Regions from separate parts of the Homo sapiens genome. Here region 2 is linked to region 1. A link is a loop called in an ENCODE intact Hi-C map of the cell type or tissue named here. Cell type or tissue: MCF 10A. All regions are shown on one strand. Links, peaks and the distances in the headings refer to the core of each region. The heading gives the core; the rest is flanking DNA.

Region 1 (10,997 bases), core at 3,646-8,645:
ATACAGGAAGATTAGATAATACATACTCAACAGTGTTTATATTTGTAGAGTACTTTGCAAAACACTCTCACATACACACAGATACTACGAAGTTAAATTAAGTCAAGCCTTTGACACTAAACAGCTCTAAGTCTAATGGACCCTACAATAAATCTGGAGTTATTCCAAGAGAAGTATATAATTTGCCCAAGCACACACACTTTATCAAAACTAGGAACCAGAAAACAGAACTTATGTCTTTCCCTATTGTGTTGCAAGTCCCTTGTTCATTTTCTTCCACAAAAGTTACCTTTATATTCTGTAGCTGTCTGCATATACTATAGCATCTCTATTTTTTAAGTCCAACTTTTTTTATGAAGCTACTGCTTTTTCCACAATCAAACATCTACGTCATGATATAAGCTTCACAGATACATTTACATTTTAGTTTCATGTTTCCTAGCTAGACAAGCATTCTATCCATTTCTATATAGGGATGTTAAACAGTATATCTTATGATAAGTTTTAACACTACAATTAAATTATAAACAGAAGTAAAACTGATTAATATGTTGTTTTCCTTTCCTTGGGTGTTGACCTTTGTGTTATCCATACTTATTATACATGTACTTATGTACTTAAAATTATATACATATATGAAATAAGCTTCTTCTAATTAATAGTCATTGAATATATATCAACCTGCATTAGGAACTGCAGTTTATATATAAGAAATAACAACGTCCAAACAGGTGATAGAATATGTCAATTGCTTGATGACTTCTACATAATTGTGTTAAGGTCACAAAAAAAGAGAAAAAATTAAGGAGAAAGATAATCATAATGTAATCGACATTTAAGACAGAGAAGAATAGCAGTAGAGATAATCTGGGTCCATACAAGCTCAGCAGCTGATGGTGTTCTGGTGGGTTGCGACTCTGAAGCACAGTGCTTTCAGGGGAAATAAAGGACAGTTTTCCCCATGTTCGGAACATAACAACACAGGGAAAAAAGGCCTGGTCACAATCTTAAAAATAAAGGTCTTTTGTGGGGAAATGGTAGTAAGTAAGTTTAGACTGCAGAAAACATATTGTGTATTCTTAAGGGTGCCAATACCCAGCCAGTAACAGTACATCTTCATCTAGGTTAACAAATCACAGACATATCATTATTAAAAACATGCATATTAACTATGCAGGACCTGAAATGTAAATGACTATGATAGAGAAAAATAATCTGAACCCACACAATAAAAATAAAAAATATATACATTATTTTAACACAATTGGGTATAGTGACTTATCCTTCAACATCCAGCTCAAATGTAGCCTCTGGAAAGCTTTATCTGCTAAGTGTTCCTCTGTATGGCCACATATTTGGTAAACATTTGGCAAATGTACTATTAATCTCATTGTGTTATCTGCTCGTGTGTCTGCCTGCACCACTACACTCAGAGCTCTCTATAAGTGGGATTCAAATTTCATACTTCTTTGTGCCCTTTGCACCCTACTGTATGCCTTCCTAGCATGGAAGACAGTAGTAGCATGAATGAGGATGTGCTTACTGGGTGTTTGTGGATTAAAGAGATGCTAGAAATTCAGAGAATAATTAAATGTGGCTGTTGCCTTACTTGGGGGAAGTACAGAATAGCAGCTTACAGAAGTTTCTCAATAACTATTTGCTGATGAAAAGAAAAAAGGAATAAATGACATTCACTTGCCTTTCATTCATTAGGTCCTGCAAGTTCAAGGTCTGCACCCTAGGGTTCCCTTTGTTCTAACCAAAGGTATCACCATGGCCTTCTTCAACCCCTTATATTTGTCCTGATTTGTCCTAGCACAGGACCTTTGCATATGATTCCTTTACAAGAAACACTTTTCTCTTACATTTATCCTCTTTGCACTGTCTTTGTCTATACACATCGATTTTCATTCAAAAATACGTAGTAACTGCCTACCCCATATTGAGTCTCTATTATTCTGTCTTGTAGAATGTTACAGTCTGTAAATTGCTGACAGAGTGATCTTTTTAAAAGGCAAACCTAATCATGCTATACTCCTATTTAAAGAAATCCTTCAATGGCCCCTTACAGTCTTCAGGATAAAGCTCATACTACTTGCCTTGCACAGAGGGATCTGGCTATGGCAGCCTCTCTGGAGGCTTCACCTGCCATAAAGATGTTTGCTCCACACTACTAAACCGTCTCCTTCTCTTGTATACTTCTCAATGTCTTCTGCCTCTGTCCTACACGTGGGCTGACATGCTACCAAAACTTCTTTCTTCCTGGCTCTTCCCCCCAGCCTCCCCATGTTTTGTTTGTTTGTTTGTTTGTTTTTTAGTTATCCTTCAAACCTTGGCTCAAGAGTTTATCTTTCCAGGAAACACTCCCTTGCTCACCAATTAATTTATATGCCATTACATTCTCTCTCCCACCGTACAGTAGGCTTTTGAGGGCAGACCCCTTGCCTTGCTAATTTATCTCTTGTGCCCTCAGAATCTAGCACATTGTGTCATACATACTAGTTCCAGGAAAACTGCAAAAGACTCTGAAAGGAGCAAAATGATTATGAGGTGTCTGACCAGTGGAATTATGAATGCTGTCTAGAAGGTCCTGTGGGGGTTATCAAGTTTTGTAGTGCTCTGCATCTTTCATTGTCTTCAACTATCTTGCCAGGATATAATTGGACAAATTGTATAACCAACGCCTTATCTTAAGTGGCAGTAATGACAATCCACTAGAATGGAACAAAGAGGTTGTTGTATTTATGCAGTTAATGCCCACAAAACCCTCCCAGGAAAACTTACATGCTGTCTGCCTGAGAAAGTCCAACCTTATTGGGGTAAGGAAGGCCTTTTTCTAGAAAACCAGGAACCTTAGCAAATTTGGAGAATCTCAAGAGGAACTCACCTTAATTTACAGATGTTTCAGGTAAACCATATGGTGGCAAGTTTTCTTGGGCTTAGTTGCTTAGCTTCAAGATAGCAAATAGCAGAGACTATATAGGCTCAATCTGAGGTTTCTTATGAAAATTTACATAAGTAAGGAAATTCTGAAGGCTTAGCTAGTCAATACTGCATGGCTCTAGATTTACAATGCAAACTCAAGAAGGCTTAAATGGTTAATTAGCTTTCTGGTTGCCCCAACATAAATAGGCCAAATCTAGTAAGAACAGTCTTCTTTTTGTGACTAAGAACAATCTTAGAGATTATTATGAACACAAGTGGGGAGACTGTCGGGAAAACTGTGAAAGACTTTGAAATGGGCAAAAAAAATATTGCTATCCTCCCAGTGGAATGCTGAGTGCTGTCTAGCATTCTTTTCCAGGTTTTTCTGATACTATACAGGTCTGCACCATTCATAGGTTCTATTTTTATAGCTCTGTAAAGATAGAAATTAACTTGTGAAAGACTGACGGTAATGCAAATGTTTCTTGTCCATAGAGATGCAAGTAAATTTTGTCCAGTGAAGATGTAATTATTACATTGTGGATATTATGGTTTTGTATCTGTCAGCATATACATTTCAGTACTCGAGTGTTTCTCTTTTTCAGATTGTCCTTTATACCACCTTACTGGGGTTTCCATATTAATTAATGAGCTAATTAAAATATGAGTCATAAGTTTATTTTTATTGTAAAATTATTCTTTAGGTCAGGCAGAAATGTTTTCTGAATAAATGAATATCTTTATACATAGTAGGTAGTTTTTGCTGAGAACCTATTAATGAACTGATAAGAAAAACATAAAGGATAAAGTACTATACTAGTTCACTGACATAAACATTTTTAGTGTCCATGAGGCACAGAAGGGTATTATATTCATTCATTCAACAAAGATTAAAGAAATGCCTGCTTTGTGCCAGGCATTGGGCTACACGCTAGAGCACAGTGATAACTAAGAAGAGGCCCCTTGTCCTCATGGATATTATATTCTAGTAAATGAGACATGAATTAAATTGAACAGTCATACAAATAAGCATAAAAATTATGACTTCGGTTAATTTGTACTAAACTATGATTGCTATGAAAGCCCTTCAGGAAGTTGACCTAGTGTGGGAGGTCAAGGGAAGTCTTTCCCTGAAAGATATTTGAGTTGAGCTCTGAAAAGTTAGTAGGTTAGTTAGATGATGGAAGATGTAGCAATATGTGCAAATGTCCAGTGGTGGGACAATCAGGGCAAATACTAAGGAATGAAAGGTAACTATTGGTGCATTGTGGATTGGGGCTTATGTTGGTACATGGGATTTTTTAAGGGGCCCATTAAGACTTGCAGTTATCCTCTTAATCACTAGATGGCAGACATATATTAAGAAGGCAAAAGCTGGAAATTTAAATTCAAGGGGGATTATAATAGTAAGGTGGGGGAAATCATAGATTTAGCAGGGAAGTATGGGAGATGAGAATTTAGTAGGGGCAGGCAGGCATGGGATAGCCTCTGGACTTACAGGTCCTGATAATGAAGAGCAATAGAAATCCATCTAATCAAGAAATATTTATTGAGAACCTACTGAAAGCTGCTACTGCGTATTCCCTGAAAGTCAGTAGCTGTATCTCATTTTTCTTTCAGTTCTTAGCATCTCTTCACTTCAACATCCATTAAGCACTTATTACATGCATACTACTGCCTTCCATGCTGTGAAGCATAACAAAATAAATGAAAAAGATGTTCCCTTTTCTCAAGACACTTAAAAAATATAGGGTGAAATGCCAAAATACTACATATAGTAGAGCAGTTATAAATAAAAACTTTATTCCTCATTGTATGAACATAATTGATAAACTTTTTGATCATAGATGAAAATCTTACATTAAATGACCATTAATACTGATAAGTAGTGTCAAATTGTTGATGTTCCTAAATAATGAAAAAATAGGTCCAGTCAGCTAATAATATAACTGTAACTACATATTATAAACATCGGTAAATTCTGAGATCAAATAAGAAGGTATAGAAGTTTCTGAACTGTACAGACCTGGTGTAGCTATCACATTAACACTGGTTATTTCACTAGTCATGTTGATGCTGTGCAAATTAGTAACTCTCTTGAAAGACAGTACTGTGCAAAACAAGGGTACATTTTTTTGGATGTAAAATACATCATGAGAAAACAAAATAAGCAAAGTTTTATATCATTCTGATACAAAGAATTAAGAATAAAATGGGGAATTGGATGTCACACAACCTCAATTAGACTGCTCCTAGGGCCTAAACACACATAATTGTAAAAGTTTTGCTCCCCTGAAAATGTAAAATGTCAAGTACACATCTAATATATGTAAAAATTCATGAAGTGAACATTCGTATAACAAGGGATGCTTGCTAAGAATGTGAAAAGGTACTAAACTAATGAAAAAGGCTATCAGCATGCAATACAACTTACTAGAGGAGATATTCTACTAGAAACACTGACCCTACAGGTGGACACTAAGTGAAAAAATATATACTGGTAAAGACAAGAAGGAAAAGTATTTTATATGAAAGAAAAAAATGTAAGAAAATGTACACAAAATGTGACAGAGGTAGAAGGACCAAGACACAAAATCATAGAACTTAATGTCTGAGGAGATCTCAAGAAATAAGTTTAGTTTCGTTACAGTAAGCAAAATAAATCTTTCTTTTCACTGCAATGGTTTCCAGAAAGTGAATCAGAAAGTAGAATGATGAAAATCACTCCCCTGATGCACCAAGGAGACTGTTAACCTTGCAGTTACCATTTTGATCACCAGGTGGCAGACAAATATTAAAAAGGCAAAATGCAGGGTAAATTTAAATTCCTGGGGTTTGGGAGGGGAAGGAATAAGGGATATAGGCAGACGAATGAGAAAATATAACTTTTTAGACATAAGAAAATTAAGATGCTTGTAATACATAAATTTTTTGAAAGTAGGTACAATCTGTACTACCCTCCATTTTACAGTTGAGGCAACTGAGATCCAGAAGTGTTACCTTGCTTATCTAAAGTCTACAACAAATCCCCAAGCTTATGTATTTTGCAGCCTAAGAAAAAAATACCTGCATGAAATAATATGTGAATAAATTAAATAATAATGTATAATTATAATAGTGACATCTTAAAATGCATGGCAGTTTATAATTCAAAACAAGCTTTAAAAAGATGTGTTTTAATTTGTATAGGTAATAACTAAAGAGTTAAAAGACTTACCCATGATTGACTTGCTTCAATGTGTTAGCTACTTTATGTACTGTATTTTATTTCATTTAAATATCTACTATACAACAAATTTGGTGAACATTTTCTCTATTTTACATATTAGGAAACCAAAAGATTAACAAAGCAAAGTGACTTGGGCAAGACAAGGTAAATCATAAGTGACAGAATGTGACTCCAACCCAAGTGTTCTGACTCATGAACAGAACTGTTTTCATCATAACTATGCTAGATAAATAAGTCCAGAGAGACCCAGAAGAAATAAATGTCCAAGAACTAGCCTGAGAAAGGCTAGCTCTAAAAATGGCAAGCTATAAATCTCATTTTTTAAGGCAAGTGGTAGTTTCAGAATAATAAGAGTGCTAATGTTCCAGGTAGGTGAGATGTCAGGATGAAGAGACAAGAGCTGAACATACTTTGCGAAATATGCTGAAAACATACGTGTCAGGGCAAAAAGGCAAACTGGAAGATTATCAAGATACGTATTTGGTGAAGTCTGATGAATTCAGTTGATTAAGGGCTGTTATTATTAGGCTAAGGACACAAAATTTTACACAAGCATCAGAATTACATTCCTTGAGCAGGTGACTGCTATGTGAGACTAGGTCACTAGGAAAGATTCTGATGTGGCCGTAACACATCCAAGGACCCTTTACCAATTCTCCCAGTCCATAGTGATTTCAGAATCCTTGTCAGTTTTATTCACTTATTTCTCTACCACTCAACTGTCATCTGATATATTCTCCATTATAAAGGCAGTGTTTAATTTTAAGTACATTCCTCTCTTACCAAATCCTTGAGACTAAGAATCATATCTTTTCATTTGTTTTGCTTCTAATATCACTTCCACTTCAACTTAGAAGGTAAAACCTGCAAGAGAATGTCACTCCCATCCTAACAATGAGAAAAAGCTGGATAATCTTTTTAAAAAATCATAATTTTTGTTGAACCTATGAGACCTGTGTTGCAAGTCAACCAAGTAAACTGAATTTCATATATTAGAAGCTCCTCCAAGGAGAGATGAGAGACAGGATTAATTTCACCATTGGCAAAGCACAAGGGAAGAGGTAGCTGCCATATAAACAGGTAAGAAAAAAATCTGCTAAAATGTCAATAAGGTCTTAAAGGCCAACCATGGGCTAACATGTCAGCTTAGAATAGCTGAGCGTCTCAAAGACAGGGGGAGTTTGCACACGCAAGCTCTTTTCCATATGTAAATTTCTTTAATTTTATTTCCAATTGAGGTAACTCTACTACCTCGTGCTCATAAGAAAAATTGGGAGCAGTACAGGAGACTGAAAAGCACTCCCCTTGGTGGTTCAGGCTTGCAGGAAGTGACAGGCTGCACAGGGACAGGCATGAAGTCCCAATGACCTTTGAGGACATTCATTTATATAAAACAAAAGCCTTAAACTGCTGACAAACTCACTGCCTCCCAAGACTGCTGGGGGAAATGTAGAAGTAAAACCTTTATCTGCCCTAGGGAAGAATAAGAAGCCTTCTTAAGAACAGAATCCTATATTGATACCAAGCAGAGGTCTACTACCACTGAGCAGGGCAGAAAAGCCTCGGCCACCTAAGACCAATCACAGATATAAGGAAGTTTCTCTGCCATGAAAAGAAAGTGGAAGGATGCTAAGAAAGTCCCACTCCTAAGGCACGGGGGCGCATGGCCCACTTAAGACAAGCATAGAGAACACATAAGGCTAGGATCAACTAACTAGTCACAGATGTTAACTGCTTTGGAGGGGCAAAAACATTGAAAGAAAAGCCTCTATATAGCTCAGGGGTTCCAGGACTGCTGATAGCTCAGAGTGAAGCAAGAACACTGAGAAAGCTTTCCAGTACCTTCTTTAGAAGACTCTACTCTAAGCACAAGATAATAGCAGCCCATTACAGGCAATGATATCAACAAAATCAAAATCCAGTTCATTTTCCGATGGACTCAGCCTCTTATACAAACAGCATGATAGAAGAAGAGCCTGCCAGTTTCTAGGTGTAAATACTATTTAACTGTTTCTACCCATTTCTGGGTGTAAATGCTGTTTAACTCTTTCTATACATGGGGTCCATTGTTCAATTAAGAATTATAAGACATGAAAAAGCAAGAAAAATAAAGATGGACAACATGCATGAATAGATGGAACGATAGCAGAGAAATGGAATCTATTTTTTTTTTAAGTCAAGTGATAAAAAAAACTCAAATGATGTAAGACATGAAGAATTCTTCTGATGGGCCCATTGGAAGACTAAGGAAAGATTCTGTGCTCTTTAAGACAGGTCAATAGAAATTATTCAAAATGAAACACAAAGGAAGAAGAGAGCAGGAAAAATAAGACAAACAAAAAAATCAACAAGAAGAAACAAAACAGAGCATCCAAGAACTGAGGGATATTAGAAACCAGTCTAATTCATTCTGCTCCCAACGCATAGTTGGCATTCATTAATTTTTTTTTGGTATGTTGTTGTTAAAAGTTGACAGGATATAAACAATATTACTAATATTTATGAAACTTCTGGTGACTGCTGGAAGAACAAATTCTGTCACTACACTAATTCTAATCTTCACAATAACTCTATGGAAGTGGATATAATTATCAATATTTTATAGATCTGAGGGCTAAGAGGATTAGAGAAGTTAGGAAAGTTACTCAAGTTCACATACCATCCAAGCGGCACACTGTTCTGATCCTGATCTCTTATACTACAAAGCCTGGAATCTTTACATTCCCGCAGGGGGTCTTTCTATTAAGTGATGAGGGTGATGGTTGGATGTAAAAAGGAAGAGTAAAAATAAACATCAATGAAGTAAAGTCTTTCTGAATTTGTAAATAATGGTCCTTAGTAAGTTAAGAGGAGATAAGTGATCTTGAAAGCTCTAGATCAGCAGGCCTAGCACAAAGTAGGTGTTCAGAGGAGGTATACAATCTCGAAAGCTGTAAACCAGCACACGCTAGATACTGGTTGTGTTGAACTGAATTAGACAGACTCTCCATTATGGTATGTCCATTATGTTCACAATGCATTAAATGCTTATTAATGCTAAGTTGGGGTCTGTTCTAGAATTTGACTAAAGAAATCTGCATATTAGATTTTAGAGAGAATATGAGAAATCAGAACTGACCCCTTTACAGACTGCTTTTACTGAACACAGATTAGGAAGTTTAGTTTCTATCTAAAAGATCCCAGAAACACAGTAGTTTATAATTCATTTCCCCATTGTTAATCAGAAACTACATAAAAACCCATTCAATGGCAGCACTCTATCAGGGATTCTAAAAGACTGTCTCTCACTGAAGTGTGTTAATAGGTAGAAAGAAGGTCTTGTATTCACAGGAGGTCTCATTATTCACCTGTGTTTATATGTAGTATGGTTGTGAACTGTTAATACTTTTAGCCAACTTTTAAAGATAGTTCATATGCCAAGTAATTATATCAATTTTAAATTTTTAAAATACATTGTTTCATTATTTTTTTCTGGTCTTTAATATTTGAAAATGCAAATTCTACCAAAGACCCTGCACTAACTTTTCAGGACCAAAAGATTATTGATCAGTGCAAATACAAGTTTTATAAGACTATTAAATAGTATTCTCAAAACAAAATAAATAAGTCAGTAACCCTTTGATAAATGGTAAGCTATTTGCAATTTCACTTTTGTTGACAGGGTTTCAATATTTCAACATTTAAAAAGGTTTCTTAATACATGACAAGTCTACTGTATTATCAGTAAGACACAGAATTCAGTTCCTCTCACTAACTAATGTGAAGATGACTTTTCTAGCTGGGATAAATAATTTAGAAGTCAGTACTGAAGAAAAGAACCATATTATTTTCAATCACCTTAGTAAATTATGTTTTCAAAAAATATACAGCTAAGGGTTAAAATATTTGTTAGTAAAATAATTATAGCTGCATTTTATTTCTCAGATTTACCATATTAATATATAATGAACATAAATGTGTATGTGTGGAATCACACATAAGTAGAGTATTAAAATGCTTCTGGTGTTAAATGAATCAAAGGTCTTAACAGAAATTGCAATTATATTTTGGTGTCAGAATCAAATAATACTAGTTTTCAAAAGCATTTACTATAAACGTCAAAGACACTAATAAAGGCAAAAAGAGAACAGATCTGTGAAATAACTGATATTATATTCATATGTTAGAAAAGCCATAAAGAAACTTCAGAGAAGGTTGAAAAACATAGTCCTATTTTGTAATTAGTATAGGCGCACAGGCCAACTTAAGATATTTATGTATTATTCTAGTGTTTTATGTTAGGAAAACATGTTAGGAAATATAACAATGTGTAGCAGATACAAATCCAGCTCAAATTATAAGATCCTATTATACCCCCATAGTTAGAGATCTATTGACATTTCTGAAAATTCCTTTCTCTTGGGGGACACTAATAGGCAGCAGCAGTAGCCCTACAAAGAAAAGACTGGTTTTTCCTTTCATCAACACCAGCATTGATCTCTGACAAACTTTAAAAGCAGCTCTATATTCAAAACCAGAAGAAAATCAGCATTTCTTTATCCTAAGATTCTTGGAAAACAATAATAATTTGTTTACAAAAGGTAGGCACTTTTGGAATAGAGAACTGTTGTTAATTTAATCAAGACCCCTTACAAACAAAAAAGGCAACAGGGAAAAAAAACAAAGTCAAATAGGACAGAATATAGGGAGGAAAAAATATTAATGATGTGATTACTGATGTAAAGTCTAGAATGGTAGTATTCACTAGATTTACTAAATGGAGAAATTGAGTACCTTTGTTTTTGTTTCAAGACATTGTAATAAATGTCAGTCATTTCTGGCAATAAATTTGAAGAGTAAAATT
Region 2 (10,997 bases), core at 2,525-7,524, 840 kb after region 1:
TTAGGTTGCTGCTGTAAAATGTGGTCAAGGAAGACAATGTCTGCAACCCATGGGAATGTCTGGGGGTCTTTTAGACTTTTCGTGTCTAGTAATAAAGATGAATGGAAAACAACAGCAACCAAAAAAGACAGGACAATTAAGAACTCAGACCCTTTGAAATGGAAGTTTGAATGATTCCACCAGGTAAAGAACCCAGAGCAGCTGAGGTTTTGCCTGAGGTAAAGGAAAGTATGGAATGGGCACTGGATAAAGAAGCCATAGATAGCAATTGCAACCTCATAACCAATTATAGCAACTAGAATTGTAGTACCTTTCAAAATTTTCTTTTCTTTAAACATGTGTTTGTTTGCATGCACTTAACGTTTTCTTCTTTCTCCTTCCCATTTTTACTTTATGTTCAAGCTGGTGGATTATTATCATTATTCTTGAGACAGGGTCTTGCTCTGTCATCCATGCTGGAGTGCAGTGACACAATTATAGTTCACTGCAGCTTCAAACTCCTGGGCTCTAGCAATCCTCTCACCTCAGCCTCCCGAGTAGCTGGGACCATGGGTATGTGCCACCATACCTGGTCGATTTTTATCTTATTTTATTTTATTTTTTGTAGCAAAGCAGTCTCACTATTTTGCCCTGGCTGATCGTGAACTCGTGGGCTCAAGTGATCCCCTGCTTTGGCTTCCCAAAGAGTTGGGATTATAGGCATGAGCCATTGTGCCTGGCTTAATTTTATAATTTAGTCTCTAGGTGTTAGGATTTTCAGTGGGACTATGAATAGAAAAGAGAAAACTTTTAATATATAGTCTTTAGGTGTCAGGATTTTCAGTGGGACTATGAATAGAAAAGAGAAAACTTTTAATATATAATTTGTGGATAGTTCAAATTCTCAAAATAATTCCATGCCATAATGGTAATGTTACCTAAAACGGAATACTGCTACCTGCATATGTGGAAATGATCAGAAGGTTTGCTTCATTAAAGAAAAAATTGTGTATTTAAATTTGCTTAATTGTGTAAATGTTTAATTACAAATATTTTTTCTGTAATAAACAATCACAAAAAAATCTAGATTAAAGAGATAAGTATTAATTTCTAAGAAAATGTTTTCACAACTAAGTTAAATCCTAAACTAATTTACTCATAGGAGTTAAGAAATTATTTTTCTTTACATACCTTTCAGAGTTGTAAGGATTAGAAAAGTAGGTAAAGTACCCAGCACACAGACAAGCTCAATAAAGTTATAGCTATTATAATGGGAGCTGGAAGGATAAAAGTTGTAAAAAGAAATAAAAGTTTGAGTGATATTACAGTGAATAAGATAAGTATGTGATTCTTGTATATGCAATATTCTATTTACGAGCATGTTAGAAAAGGGATGGGCTACTTTTATTTATCATAAGGAAAGAAATGCTGTATTCATAGGGATGGTGATATGGTTAGGCTTTGTGTCTCTACTCAAATCTCACCTTGAATTGTAATCCCCATAATTTTCAGGTGTTGAGGGAGGAACCAGGTGGAGGCAATTGAATCATGGGGGTGGTTTCCTCCGTGCTGTTCTCGTGATAGTGAGTGAGTTCTCATGAGATCTGATGGTTTTATAACCGTCTGGCATTCCCGCTGCTGCCTTGTGAAGAAGGTAGCTGCTTCTGCTTTGCCTTCCGCCATGACTGTAAGTTTCATGAAGCCTCCCCAGGCACGCAGAACTGTGAGTAAATTAAACCTCTTTTCTTTATTAATTACCCATTCTTGGGTATTTCTTTTTAGCAGCATGAGAACGGACTAATACAGACAGGAACCATACAAATGTGAAAGGTAGAAGTATGGGTCATGAACTCCTAAATGAGACTAGATGGCGTCCTGTACCACCTCGCATCTGCCCACTATTGCGAAGCGTCTGACTGTGATTATTCAGTAACGCCAAAGGGTCCACATTTCTCCAGAGGTGAATTAAGTCTATGATCGGATGTTCCTAGGACAGGTTGCAGTCTTTGAAAGATATTTTTGTACTCATGTTCTGGTGGATTAAAAAATTTTTTCCCCCAAAATCCATTATTTCAGATTCAGACGTCATATCTATGGGGCATATCTTCCCCCCGAGGATAAGGAAAAAGGAGAAAAGATAGCCAGAGGTACAGTTATTGGTGTTCACCTTCTCATCCAAATATCAGGTTCCCGCTGGCAGGAGGAAGAAGGCTTGGGAGTGTGCAGGCACCTGCCTTTGGGAGTGTTTCAAGTCATTTCTTTGTGGGGGATGTAGCACTGTAAGGTGGAAAAGCAGAACAATTTGTATCAAGCCAGACCTGAATTTGAATCCTGTCACAGCTCATAATAATTGCCGCCTCAGCCGAGCTGCTTGATAACTTTGGCTTTAGTTTCAGTTGCATAATGGGGACAACATTACCTATATTTAAAAATTATAATCTGTAAAACAGAGATCATATAAAAGTACCATATACTAAAGTATGTTCTGGAGATCACTGGACTCCAGGAGATGTAAATCTGTGCTCAACAACTGAAATCTCTATGGTCAAATAAATGTGGGGAAAGCTACTTTACTAAACCCCCTTCTTGGAGGTTCACAGCATACACACTGGCAAATACATTAATAGTTCCCGGAAATTCTGCAGTAAAAAACGAAACCTAGTTAACAGTTAAACATATCACTTTATTTGTTTGGGAAAGACTTGTTTTTTCTTGGATTATCTAATTACATCCCACAGAACATTTTTACCTTAATATGGTTTGGGAAACCTTGGGCTCATACAGCACATGGAACGTGACAGATTTCGACAAAGGATAGCTATTATCTGTGGATTTATAAATGTGTAGCTGGAGGATAACCAAGGATAGAAGGGGCGTCTTTAGTCCGATATAAAGCTAATAATTAAGACGGAAAGTTCCTGTAGGGAACAAGGCTAACGTAATTAGGTCAAGTTAATTTATGTGGCTATTTTCTTTTTGTCTGTTTATAGTGAAGTAAATCAATACTGGAAGTGTAAGAGTTTGAATATATATTTTGGACTCACATAAATGGCCTTTGACAAATTACATACATACTCACAGGCACACACATCCTTCTTAAGTTAAAGACAATATAAGGTATTCTCTGTATTGATTAATTTTAATATAGGCTTGTTTAAGAACTCACTTGAAGCTTATTAAGTAATGCCTTTAGTTCTTTAATGATGAGTTCTTCTTCCTGTTTTTAGGAGAATGGTTATCAGTTTTCGAATTAAGAGTGGGGGCTGGGTTGATACTCACTTCCACAGTTTATCAGCCACGTGGCCTTGAGCAAGTTATTTAATATCTCTAATCTCAGTTTTCTTATCTGATACCTACTTCAGAACTTTATTGAAAAGATTAAATAAGTTAATCCACATATTTACTATAGCAGTTGGCACACGGTAAGAAGGAAATAAGTTTTAGTTATTAACTGTAATACAAATATTTCTATTTAGATATGCAACTAAGCTGGGCACGGTGGCTCACGCCTATAATCCCAGCACTTTGGGAGGCCGAGGCGGGCAGATCATGAGGTCAGGAGTTTGAGACCAGCGTGACCAACACGGTGAAACCCTGTCTCTACTAAAAATACAAAAATTAATGGGGCGTGGTGACACATGCCTGTAATCCCAGCTACTCAGGAGGCTGAGGCAGGAGAACTGCTTGAATCCAGGAGGCAGAGGTTGCGGTGAGCTGAAATTATGCTACTACACTCCAGCCTGGGTGACAGAGAGAGACTCTGTCTCAAAAAAAAAAAATGCAACTGAAATATTTATTTATCAAAAACCGAATCTACTCGGCTGAGAGTTATTCTAAATGCAGTGCAAATCATTTAACTCTTATTGAGGTTAAATTAACTTACCCAGAATGACACATACTTAGGGAAGAGAAGGGACCACTATGTTCCTTCTTATGTAAGACAAGATTGCTGATTTAAAAAAAGGAGAAATGCAGTGACTCCTCAATTTCCAGCGTAAAATGAATGTTTTTATCCCATTCCTTCTGTTCAAGTCTTGAAATACAAAGACTTTGCTATCTTAGGTTATAAGATCAGTGATAGCATTACCTTTCTTTACCACCTATTCACTTCAGTGGGTGAAGTTTCACTCACTGATGTTAACAACTAAGAGATTTGTCATTATAGATCTATGATTTTGATGAATCTTTAGTTTCAAGCATATTATGGTTGTTGTTATGACATTCTGAAGGTAAGTTTAGTTTTTTTCTATCCCCATTCTTCACATCAGTGACATGTATTCTTGAAACGAGTATTTCATTCCTCTAGTCATTGTCTATTGTGTTTACAAACTTAACTGCACATTTTCAAGTTTTTCTATTTTCCATGTACTTATGTATCTTTGCTTGTGGTACATAGAATTGTGGAGATGTATACACTGTGTCTTCCACTTTGTGGGAAAATTCCAGATACTTTTTTCCAAGAAAACAGTTTTTTGTAGATTTCTGATTGTTCCAATTTCACAGTGCCTTTAAAAAAGCTTTGATTTCAGAGACACATCTTAGACTGAGGAGATGCCTGCTTTGTAGTCAGATAGATCTGATTTGAGATTCAGGTTCTTTATTTCTCTTTATAGCTGTGAGATTTTGTGCAAATAATTAACCTTTCTAAGCTTCTGTTTTCTTCTGGAGTTCTGAGAATTCAATAAGACAACACACAAAAAGCACTTAGCATGTGTCAGGCACATAGTATGTGTTCAGAAAACATGGGTGATTATGTTATATTAATAACAATAAAACACAAATCTTTTTCTTTGTACATAAAACCTATTCAGATAGATTCCTTGCTTTCCTTTCATGTGAGTACTGCATAGAACACTTTGATGATAGCAACATTATTTTTCCGTAAGATTTTTTTAATGGTTTTTATTTAGCTTTGCTTTTGAAAAGGTGTTAATTCTCTTTCTGACCTGTAAGTTGTTTCCATAATACCACAAGCAAATCAGATATAGCCACAAATTTTTAATCAGAACATTTATTGAGCATAATCCACCTAGTCATCCAGAAAAGTAATTTGTGCTTCTAAGTCTTTGCTTAGTAATTTATTTGTATACAGAGGCTTCTGAGCAAACAAATGTTTCACTTTAATGTTATATAGCCCTTGTCATATATACATCTATCGTGTGTGCATGTGCGTGTGTGTGTGTGTATGCATTTTATTGTCTTTCTGCTCAAAATTTATAAGGCAATTACAAAATATTTTCTGTCAATTTAAGCTTCATACACTGCCCCCTGCAGGAATAACAAGAATCATGACTGTTTATTGAGCCCTGTTAGGTGCCAAGCAGTGTGCTAGTTGTAATTCACAAATTATCTTAATTCTCATATCTTACAGCCCCCGTTTTACAGATGAGAAAATGGTCGTTCAGTGTTTACAAAATTTAAGGAGGTCTCCACAATTTATAATTACCAGAACCAGAACATAAATCTGCATTCTTGTGTCCACAGCCTGTGCTGTCTTCACTGCACTGCTCTGTGACCACTGCTGCCTCTGTTAAAACGTTTCTGCTCATTCAGAATGTACATGCCAAACACCCTGGGATGACTCTGTTCAATGGTCCCCGAGTTTGAACATATTAAAAGTTTGCTAGTAATATTTAACATGTTTGTCTTTGAATATCACACAGCCATAAAAGATTGTTGAAAAACTAAATTGACAAGTGATAAATGCAGTCTGATAAAAGATAGATGTAATTGGTTGATTACGAGGGAAAAGTGATTCCAGTGAAGTAGCAAAACTCACAGCCTTTCCATAACTAAAACATTAAAACAACAGCAGATTTCTCTCTATGCATTAACACAGTATAGGGGAATAGTTGTATCCCATTCTTTGCCATTAAGTTCTCCCTAAATTAATTCCTAGAGAAATTATAGGCAAATAGCACCTTCCCTGCAGCACTTTTTTAATGCAGTAAGATAAGGATTAAGAAACCCTGTGGCCCAGTAAGAAACCTATTTTGTAGTCTCTTTGTACTGATAAAATTTCTTCTGGCACTGAACTCCCACTGTCAAAAATACTACAACATTTTACTAGTTTGCAAAAGATGAAAATGTTACCAGATGTTAAATTCAAGGAGCAAGTTAACAACTTCTGTTTTCAAATGGGTAGGTTTCCATCTTAAAAAGAAATAAAAAGGGACTCCATTCACCAGCCACAGTATAAAAAAGTCAAGTCATTTCTGACTTGAATTTTATAATTATTTAGTCTCACAGGATTGAGCTTTTGAATAATGAGATGTGCGCTAATTACCTTAATTCCCAGTAGGCTTTATAAATGCCTTCTTTTGAACCAGAAAGGTTTGAGTTTCCAGAACAAAGTAATTAAATAACTTTCACTCAGCAACATTATGGCCATAGATAGCACATGCCTTAATGCAGGAAATCTTACCATTATTCATGTGTTATGTATCTTTTGCTCTTCCATGATGATGTCTCTCCCACCCTGACCTGGCTCCTTAGCATAAAAGGTTTATTGAAATGAAAGCATTTCAGAGGTCATTTTCTCACCTGACTCGTTAATCAGGGCTGGCATTTTTATTTAGTCCAGCTATACTCCACGTGAGAAAGATTAGTAGATCAGCAGCCACACAGAAAATGTGAGAAAAGAATAGGAGAAATGAATACACTTATCAAGTGAGTGTAGGCCTGTGTTTTTATTAGTCTTTTGATGGATCGCACTGGATACTTGGGGGAAACACACATGTGGTATTTTTCATCTGTATCCCAGAAGGATTTTTCAATGTTTCACCTTAGGTTCTTCAAAGAATAACTCTTTGATTCAGTAATAGCTATAGAAACCTTCTCCTTTGATATCCAAGGGTGGTGTGGAACTCTTCTTTTGATTAAGAAGCGCTCAGGCAATTGAAGAACATTACAATAGATGAAATAGGGAGAGGTTGTCAATCATCTTACATTAAGTCAGGCCTATACTAAAGACAAAATTGAGTTAAGTGTGAAAAAATATTTGATGCTACATATTCAAATATACAGAGTGATTTTTATTCACCCTGTGCAATTCATCCTTTCCCTGTTCTTCCTTTATGCTAATTTCAATCCTCATTCTAAACAGTTGGTAGAGACAATATCAAAATTATGAGAGATGAACTCAATATTTTAACATCAGATTGGCAAATTGATAGTTGTTGCTTGAATACGGCATGTATGCTTTTGTTGTAAGTCCTGAAAACTTTAGTTTCAGGGATCCATCTTTCTGTGTCCATTAGACTGTCTGTGGTTTTCCGAACACTTGTCCCTTATTACTTGAGATGGGACAGTGAAAATGTATTGTTGAAGATGTTCCAGTACTCCATATGGGAATTCAAATAAAGACCGGTTAGTTTGCAAGTATGATTTCGGGATTCTTTAAAATTAACATAGGATACTATTTCAATTACAGATGCTACCTGAAATATTAACAATGTTGATGCAGCTCTACTAGCAATAGATACAAGCTTATGTAAAAAATACCCTGTAACCAGGAAGCAATATGTTGATTTTTAAAAAAAACTATATTGGAACAGAGAAGTTAAAGCTGCAATTATGCAACACCACTGATGCAATGATTTTCAAATCAAATATGGGTTTTATGCCAGTGATTCTACATGCAGACCTGTGCACTTCTCTGCTGAACTCCAGACCCTCTACTACTGTGTCACGATTGTCTCCTCCTGCCCTTCTTCCCTTCCTTTTCTCCCTCTTCCTCCCTCTTCTCTCCTTCCTGCTTTCTGCTTCTCTCTTCTTTCTTTCTTGCTTTCTTCTCTAAATAAAAACTGAACTCTTAGTTTGTACCCATAATTATGCTATGGGATATAAAACAATAAATAAGGCATTCCTGGAATTTGAAACCTAAAGGGGAGCCATGTTAAAGTTGATTTTGTCCATACATATACATTATAATAGGTATAAGTGGCAGACACAATTTTCCCACAGAAACCTGATCCTTTTGTTTTCTTTTTCTCTCCATTATTGGAACTCCCATCCGTCAAATCACACAAACATGAAATCCAGGAGTTCTAGGCTCTTTCCTCTCTCCTTAAACATCCAGTCTCTAAACTAGTTAAGTCAATTATACCACCTTAATGAGTGTTTGGTCAGTTTTTTTTTCTGTTTATTTCCCCTGCTCCTATCTGTAGGCTGTCATTATTCTTTCATCCATATTTCAATAATTATAAAACTAGCCTCTCTTTCTTCAGTGTGTCTTTCTCCAGTACAACCTTCATATTCATTTTTCATTATCAAATACATACTGAGTGCCTATTAGTGCCAGACACTGTGCTGGAATTCTTTTCAACACACATATCTTATACTGTCTCCCCTTTTCCCAAGCTTATAAACTTTTGATGGGTTGTCATAGCCTTTGGAATAAATGTCAGACTCTGAAGCATGGTATATACAGTCCTTCAACACAGGCTTCAACTTCTTCTTTTTCTTCTTATTTTTCTTTTAGTTTTTTTTTCTACCTCTCACTAGTCAGCCTTTACCACAATTTCTTACCATATCAAACCTTTTCATTACTCTGAATCTTTTCAAATACTGGCTCCTGTGATTCTCACCTATTCTTCAATTGACAAATTTCTCCTTATTCTTTAAGACCTAATTTTAACTCTTCCATCCTCATTGAAGCTTATCCTGACTTTTCCACCATGTTTATACCTCTGTTTTTCACTCTTATGTTTACCATCATTAATGTCACTTGCATTAGATACTGGGCTCTTTGAGTCCAGAGATCGTGCCTCATTTATTCTTGGGTCCCAATGTCTATGTCATTACTACTGCATACTAGATGCCCGTAAAAAACCGAACACATGGCTCAGTGACTTAATTAACCAACATTTAGCTTGTTTTCATTTATCAAACAATCAATTGTCAAATGTTCCTTCACAAGATGACAGTTTAACTGGTAAAAGATATTATTTTATTATTGATTTTAAAATAAATACCTTATGAAAGTAGAAACATAGAATCAGTGCCACACATAAACTGTTAGGTTATGGAAGTTTATCAGGGGAGACTTTTTTTTTTTTTTTTTTTTTTTGTCCCTTCTATCCTAGTTGGAAGGGATTAAGCTGTTAGTGAACATCTGATGTCTCTGGGAGATACAAGATGAAGACAGACTCAGGTTAAGTAGTAGTTTTACTTGTCATGCTAAATGAAAAGATGATCTCTGGCTACATAGTATTTAGAATTCATATTTTCTTCCCTTCGGGAATACCTTCCCAAACTTGCCTGTTTTCTCCTTCAAAACTTGGCACAATATGCTTACAGGTTAAGTTGACTTGTGGAAGTTTTCTGTCATGACTCTATTAAAATTTAATTCACATTATAATATTAGGTATGTACAGTTATGCTGCCTTGATGCTGTTTTCATGATACCTGCGTGCATGCATGTGCTTTTGAATTGGCAAAAGAGACCCACAGTTCCTTCTCCTTTGAGATACATGGCAGAGATTCAGTACCTATGGAAGAAGGAATGTGATCTCCCTGCTCTCCAAAGATTAGCCACCCAATTGAGGATGCATTTCTATTGGTCTATCTGGATAGTCTCTATAGCTTTTTCACTTAGTTGAAAAATTACAATTGTTTGCTGTCTTTTAGAATGTAGGACATAGATTTCATTAAAAAGTAAATGTAGGGGATGCAGGATTACATTATTGTTGCTCAGAGCCATTCCTATATCACTTGATTGGTATATTACATGTATCTGGTTCATTCAAAAAAAGGTGGTTGGCCAGGTTCAGGATAAGTGTGTGGTTGAAGCACAAATACGCAGAGCAGGAACAATCTCTCTGTCCTACAGGATTGCTCTCTAAGGTCAATATTGCATTTGAAAACAGCTTTGCTTTGAATATGACAGATAGGTTACCCAGAAGACCAGAGGGAATCAGTTGGTTCCTGGAATAAGTAATAAGAACTGAAACAGTAATCTTTTCAAGTGCAAATTTGACAACTGAGCTATGTCTGACTAATATCGAACATCCATATCGACCTGTTGAGGTCAATAGTTGGGCTTAGTTATGCTCTGTATTGACTGCTTACATTTTCTAAATGAGAGAGAAATGGCCAAATGGGAAAATTCAATTGCAACTAGAGAAAGGTTTTTTTTTTTTTTTTTAAAGTGGAATTTAATTTTATATGGTAAATGAAGGCTATCTTTTGAAAATTTGGCATTAGTTTTATTTTGATCTTATGAATTAATCCTATAGAAATCAATGTGTGTTTAGAGTAAGTGAGGATAGATAAATAGGTATGTATATACAACTATAATACTATGGCCTAAGTTGTTTTTATAAACCAAGAGACAGTGCAGCATAATGACAAAAGCCTTTGGCTTTGGATCCATAGAGATCTGTGACTAGGCTTTGACTTCTTTTGTTCCAGATTCCATCCTTGGATAAGTGCCTTGAGCTATTTGGTCCTCATTTTCTTAATTAATAATAATAATATAGTAGAAGCTCTTTAATCCAATGCAATTAGGACTGTTTTTTGATTAATGAAAAACGTAATTTAAGTGAGAAATCATAAAATGACATCTGTACAACACAATTTTAATCTTACCTAGAATGTCTAAAAGTACATTCATTCATTTAGCAGTTTTTTGATGCCAAGCCAATGTCAATTCTCTAGATAGAGTCTGCAGTCAGCATGAAATTCCTTGACCTAAATAGCCGCAATGTTCTGTATATATTTCTAGTTTTTGTTTATGTAAAGTGGAATAATAAAGAATCTTGCAAAAGAAACTCAATACAGTGACCTTTGAGATATTTTGCAATTTGTCTCTATTTTTTACATTTGTCATATCTGTACCTAATTCAATAGCAATTTATTTTAGCAACCAGCCTTTCTCAAGTCTTATTTAGAAATAAGCCCCTTTTTGTTCTCATATCTTAATATTTAACCAAGTTACACAATGACAATAACAAGTAGAATGGATAATAAGCAAATATGTAAAGAAATGCAGCTGATTTCTTGCTAAGCACACATCA

What was found. Hi-C counts contacts between places; a loop is a spot of excess contacts. Peaks named below come from ENCODE experiments on the same cell type or tissue, not always from the same donor. Only the 100,000 strongest peaks of a DNase experiment are listed, where the experiment ranks them.
Region 2: a loop joins it to region 1, with 2.9 times the contacts of the local background. A loop is called at or near these places in 7 of 110 quality-filtered maps.

Annotation. Positions count from the first base shown.
Region 1 is chr1:197,515,634-197,526,630 of GRCh38, forward strand. The region is part of intron 20 of DENND1B (DENN domain containing 1B); the gene reads right to left. Among named protein-coding and RNA genes, the nearest start is that of CRB1, 250 kb to the left of the region's middle. In MCF 10A, for the core only: CTCF peaks have their summits at 4,318 (motif pointing right), 4,524, 5,710 (motif pointing right) and 5,909; a DNase peak (open chromatin) is centred at 5,698.
Region 2 is chr1:198,353,979-198,364,975 of GRCh38, forward strand. No RefSeq gene overlaps it. Among named protein-coding and RNA genes, the nearest start is that of ATP6V1G3, 180 kb to the right of the region's middle. In MCF 10A, for the core only: a CTCF peak has its summit at 5,276 (motif pointing left); a DNase peak (open chromatin) is centred at 5,253.